Linked DNA regions of Mus musculus: region 2 is linked to region 1. The links are chromatin loops, found by intact Hi-C in ENCODE. Cell type or tissue: heart. All regions are shown on one strand.

The links. Hi-C counts contacts between places; a loop is a spot of excess contacts. Peaks named below come from ENCODE experiments on the same cell type or tissue, not always from the same donor. Only the 100,000 strongest peaks of a DNase experiment are listed, where the experiment ranks them.
Region 2: it touches region 1 in a loop (6-fold over the local background); 10 of 42 quality-filtered maps call a loop at or near these places.

What each region holds. Positions count from the first base shown.
Region 1 is chr11:69,503,012-69,505,511 of GRCm38, forward strand. All of the region lies in intron 12 of Dnah2 (dynein, axonemal, heavy chain 2), which reads right to left. Among named protein-coding and RNA genes, the nearest start is that of Dnah2, 45 kb to the right of the region's middle. In heart, no CTCF peak of the experiment used is centred here; a DNase peak (open chromatin) is centred at 1,100; H3K27ac peaks cover 490 bases.
Region 2 is chr11:69,451,239-69,453,738 of GRCm38, forward strand. It overlaps Dnah2 (dynein, axonemal, heavy chain 2), which reads right to left. Exons shown (of 86, transcript NM_001081330.1): 54 at 1,923-2,090; 55 at 1,580-1,740; 56 at 1,169-1,308; 57 at 1-116. Among named protein-coding and RNA genes, the nearest start is that of Kdm6b, 36 kb to the left of the region's middle. In heart, no CTCF peak of the experiment used is centred here; a DNase peak (open chromatin) is centred at 1,093; H3K4me3 peaks cover 1,113 bases; H3K27ac peaks cover 2,417 bases.

The sequences.
Region 1 (2,500 bases):
TGAGAACAGACAAATTGACCCACGGAATAAAACTGAAGACCTGGACATAACTCCAAACACCTACAGACAGCTGATTGGTTTGTTTTTATTTGTATGAGACAGGTTTCTTGGTGTAACCCTGGCTGTCCTAGAACTTACTATGTAGACCAGGCCGGCCTTGAACTCAAAGCTCCACCTGCCTCTGTCTCTCAAGAATTAAAGGAGCATTGCTGCCTCCACATCTGGCTGACAGCTGATTTTTAGTAAGAAAAACAAACAACAACAAACCCACACTGGAGAAAAGAGCATCTTCAACAACGGTGCTAGTCTAGTCAGATGGCTGTAGGTAGAAGAATGAAAACAGATTTGTATCTATACATCCCGCACAAAAGTCAACTCCAAATCTGGTCAACCTAAGATCAGATACCCTGAATCTGACAGAATAGAAAGTACATGATAGGCTTGAACTCAAGAAAGGCTTTTCTGAACAGGACACCAATACCAAAGTCACTAAGATCAACGATTAATAATGGGGACCTCATTTAAAATAAAAACCTTTGAGCCGGGCAGTGGTGGCGCACGCCTTTAATCCCAGCACTAGGGAGGCAGAGGCAGGTGGATTTCTGAGTTCGAGACCAGCCTGGTCTACAGAGTGAGTTCCAGGACAGCCAAGGCTACACAGAGAAACCCTGTCTCGAAAAACAAACAAACCAAAAACCAAAACAAAAAAAAACCCTTCCATATCAGCAATAGACAGCATGGTTTGAGCAAAGCAGCAGTCTACAGAATGGGAAAAAAACTCTGACAATTATATATCTCTTCAATCACTGTGTAAACCCCACTCCTCTCAAAGCTAGTGTTCTCTCCACAGCAGAAAATCGTCAGGTGAGAGCTGCCTCTGCTTCCCGCTACAGACAGACTGTGAACTGGCCTGTCTCGGGGCTGGGCTCCCTTCAGGGTTATGACCTCAGAGTCCCTCCTCTCTGTACTAATGCTCCCTGGGGCTCTGTCCTGCAACCCAGTCCTCCCTCAGACACACCCTCAAGCTCTACCACACCCACTACTCCCTCAACACAGTAGTTCCTTCCTACCATTGGAATATGGCCAAAATTCCACAATCTCAAAAGATAATATAATAAAAACCACCTTCTCCCCTGACTCCTGTGTCCTACAGGTCCTGCACTCTGCCCCGCCCCCTCAGAGCCTGCCTCTTTCAGGAACTGTTCTGGAAGCCCCCTTCACTTCCAGCCCTGCCTCCCCACTCCACCCTTTCCTCTAAGAGTTCCCACAGCTGTGTCCAAAGACACATGGCTTCTTGGCCTTATATTCCCTGACTTCTGCACAGGCTTTTTAAAATGACTGTTTAATTTTATTTTGTGTGTCTGCCTGTTTTACTTACGTGATATCTACGTACCACTTCTGGGAGGCTGGAAGACGGCATTGGATCCCCTAGAACTATAGTTACAGACGGTTGTGAGACGCCATGTGGGTGCTGGGAATGGAGCTCAGGTTCTCAGGAAGAGCAGCCAGCACTCTCAACTACTCAGCCACTTCTCCAGCCCCTCTCTGGAGGTTTTGATGTTATGGGGAATACTCCACTTTCCTTGGACCCAGCCTTCCCCCAGGTTCTCTCCTTTGATCTTCTTTTCAGAGGGGATTGTCCTCTCTGGGGTGTCTTGGGATCCTGCTAGAGTGCAGGAAAGGATTTGCTGCCTCCACAGCCCTCTTAAGTGGGGACCCCTAAAGGTTCTGCATTTCCAGTCACTCTCCCAGGGTGACTCACCCAAACCCATGGCTTCTGTTGCCTCTGAAAGCGGATCCGTTCCCAGGTCTCCCCAGTTTGTCCCACAGGCACCCCCAGCTCAGTGTGTCCACAGACAAGAGGGATGGCTGTCACACTTGCAGCTCCTGTTTCAGGGGAGAGCAGCCTCCAAAACACAGGATCACCCCAGACCAGAGCCATCCCAGGAGGAACAGCACGCAGGAAAACATCAAACAGGAAGCCGGCACACACGGGAAGCGACCAAGGAAAAGCACTGCCCACATGTATGCAGGGTCCAAAGGACACACGCATGTCTTCCCACGATCTCAACTTTCCAACACCCTACCCACCACTAACAACTAACTTTTGTTTTTGTAAAGCAAAACTCAGAAATTCAGTTCTATCCAAGGAGATATGTAACTCCAATGTCATGATAAATGGCAATAGAAATTTGCCTAAAATTAGAAGACATACTCCATCTTAAAGGGCTAGAGCCATGGTTATCACCCTGTAGGAATATGGACCTCATATAGCTAAATTTTCAACATAGACCAACAAAGTCAATTTTTTTTTTTTAAAAGACAGAGTCCTAGGGCTGGAGAGATGGCTCAGCAGTTAAAAGCACTTCCAGAGGTCCTGAGTTCAATTCTCAGCAACCACATAGTATCTCACAACCACCTGTAATGAGATCCGGTGCCCTCTTCTGGTGTGTCTGAAGACAGCTACAGTGTACTCATATAAATAAAGTAAATCTTTAAA
Region 2 (2,500 bases), 52 kb before region 1:
AGTCCACTCCTATAATGTACTTCTCAGCCACCTCTAGCAAGGCCTCTCGGGGCCACTCTGAGAACCAGTTGATGGTTGTACAGTTTACTAAGGCTGGGTACTGGCGAATCCAATTCCTAGGAGGAAGTCAAGGAGAGTTAAGTCTACTCACAATGCCCTTAGCTTTCTAGCAACACATGCCCCATCCGCTTTGCGGTGACCCAAAGGCCCTGTCCTCTTCCTATCGGCTCCTCCCTCCAGATTTACCTCCTCAGAGATAGATAGCTCTGCATAACATTGAGAAATGGTCTCAGATCCACATTTTTCTAGATGTTGATCTTGAGCCAGGAGAATCTAACACTCTCAAACCCCAGCTTCCTCATCTCTAGCAGGAGATTGACAGTCTATGCTAAGGTTGTTAGGAATTTGGTAAGGTGACCCAAGAAGAATGCCCTACACGGCACCTGACTGTGCTAAGTAAAATATACTAGACACCATAAATAAAAACATAAGCAAAACGGCAACCCACGTTGCCTCTCCATCTGCTCTGCCCACGTCCCATTAAGACAGGGCATCACATATGCAGATACTATATGCAGTCACCCTGGCTACTCTCATGCTTGCTATGTAGCCGGGACTGGTCTCAGATTTGCACCAGTCCTCTCGCTTTGCCCGCCTATGTCCTGAGGTCATAGGTGTGTACTGCCACACTAGGCCTCTTCCTTCAGGTTTCCGTGGTCCTGAAATATCTAGTCATACTGAGAATGGGTTAAAAAAAATTTTTTTTTTTTTGGTGTACACATACTGTTAATTCTATTCATCTTATTAAAAAGAGAAAAGGAAACTTGTCATATGCTACAATATAGATGAACCTCAAGGACATCATAGAGTGAAGGAAGTGCGTCACAAAAGGACAAACACCGCACCGTTCATGCACAAGGCCATCAAAGGCCATCAGAGACAGATGGAAAGCAGGAAGGTCGTTTCTGGAAGCTGGGGGAGGGGAGTTGTTCTTTACTGGGAAAAGACTTTGAGTCTGGGAGGATGAAAAGGCTGTTCCAGAACAATGTGGGTAACGCCCCTAAACTGTGGAGGAAGTCACATGGGACGCACTAACTTCCAAAGAACACAGAAAGCCAAAAGCCGAGGCGGGAGCCTGTGGGGAGCCGGCCAACCGAGGAAGCATCACCTGAAGGGGTCTCCCACGGGACTTAGACAGAGCACAATGTGCAGGTTGTTCCGCACGCGCTCGATGAGGTATGCAAAGAGGCTGTCCGAGGATTCTGGTATCTGTTCTGCCCGGGCCTGGTCTATGATATGGTTCTGGATCTGTTCAGAAACCACACTGTATCAGAGGACTGAAGTTCTCACCACAGTCTCAGCGGGAAAGCAGGTTAGGCTGGCAGACTGGAGTGGGAGTTAAAGCAACCCCGCCCGCCCAGTGAGGCCTCTCAGGGGATGACTGATGAGAAACAGGCTTCAGCCCACAGGGACTGATCTGGGAGGCTGGGGATGCTACAGAAACAGATGTGGAATCTGTGGGGTGCTGGTGGTTAGCTAGGAAAACCAAAGAACCAACTCAGAACTGAAGGAACTTCACCTCTTCAAATTCGTCAGACTTGTAGAGATTGGGGACTTCGCCCGAGCTAAGGATGTTGTTGATGTCTTCCAGGAAGGATTCGTCAGCTATCTGGGTGTCCACGAAAAGGAAAGACGTGGTCTGGAGTTCTACCCCTGCCTGTCGATACAAGCGCTTGATATCTGGCCAAACAAGTGAAGGGCGAAGGAAAAGACTTACTTGCGACTCCCCATCCTGAGCCTCTCAGTTGGAGGACCCTCCCACAGCCATAAGCACTCCCAGAACACAAAGGCCAGGGCCAGTAACTCAAGCAGCTTATCTTTCATCCTGAAACCTCTGCGCATGGTCAGGAACCCAGCCTTACCGTCTCGGAACTCCTGTTTGCGGTAGTGCTTGGTGACCTCGATCTGGAACGTGTTATAATCGCAGATGGAAGACGCCAAGCGGGCCAGACTCTGCCTCCCGCTGCCCCCGATCCCCACCAGCAACATGTTGCCTCGGGGCTGTCCGATCACACGCACGATCCGAGTGACTGGGGAGCGGGGTGAGGGTAACGCACTGGGTTTATAAATCCAAGCAATTTCTAGGCCCCGGGCTAGGGATCAAAACCTCTGAGGCTGAATTAGAGAAGTCAAGAAGTAAGAGTGGAGAGGGTGGTGCCTAAGGCTCTGATGGCAACTCAGCACTTAACCTACACCTTGCCCATTTAACACTCTTGTGGATAGGTGTGGTGCTGTAGGCCTGTAATCTCAGGGAAAGGCAGAGGGTCACAAGTTTAAGACCGGTTTGCTTTAACCGGCGATATGCTTGCTGGCTAGGGCTACACAGCAAGACCCTGTCTCAAAACCAAATGAATAAATAAATAAGCCACACTGGTCGGACCTGAAAGGAAAACGATGTCTAGAACTTGATTTGGGAGTGGCCTTCGAGGGGAAACCAAGG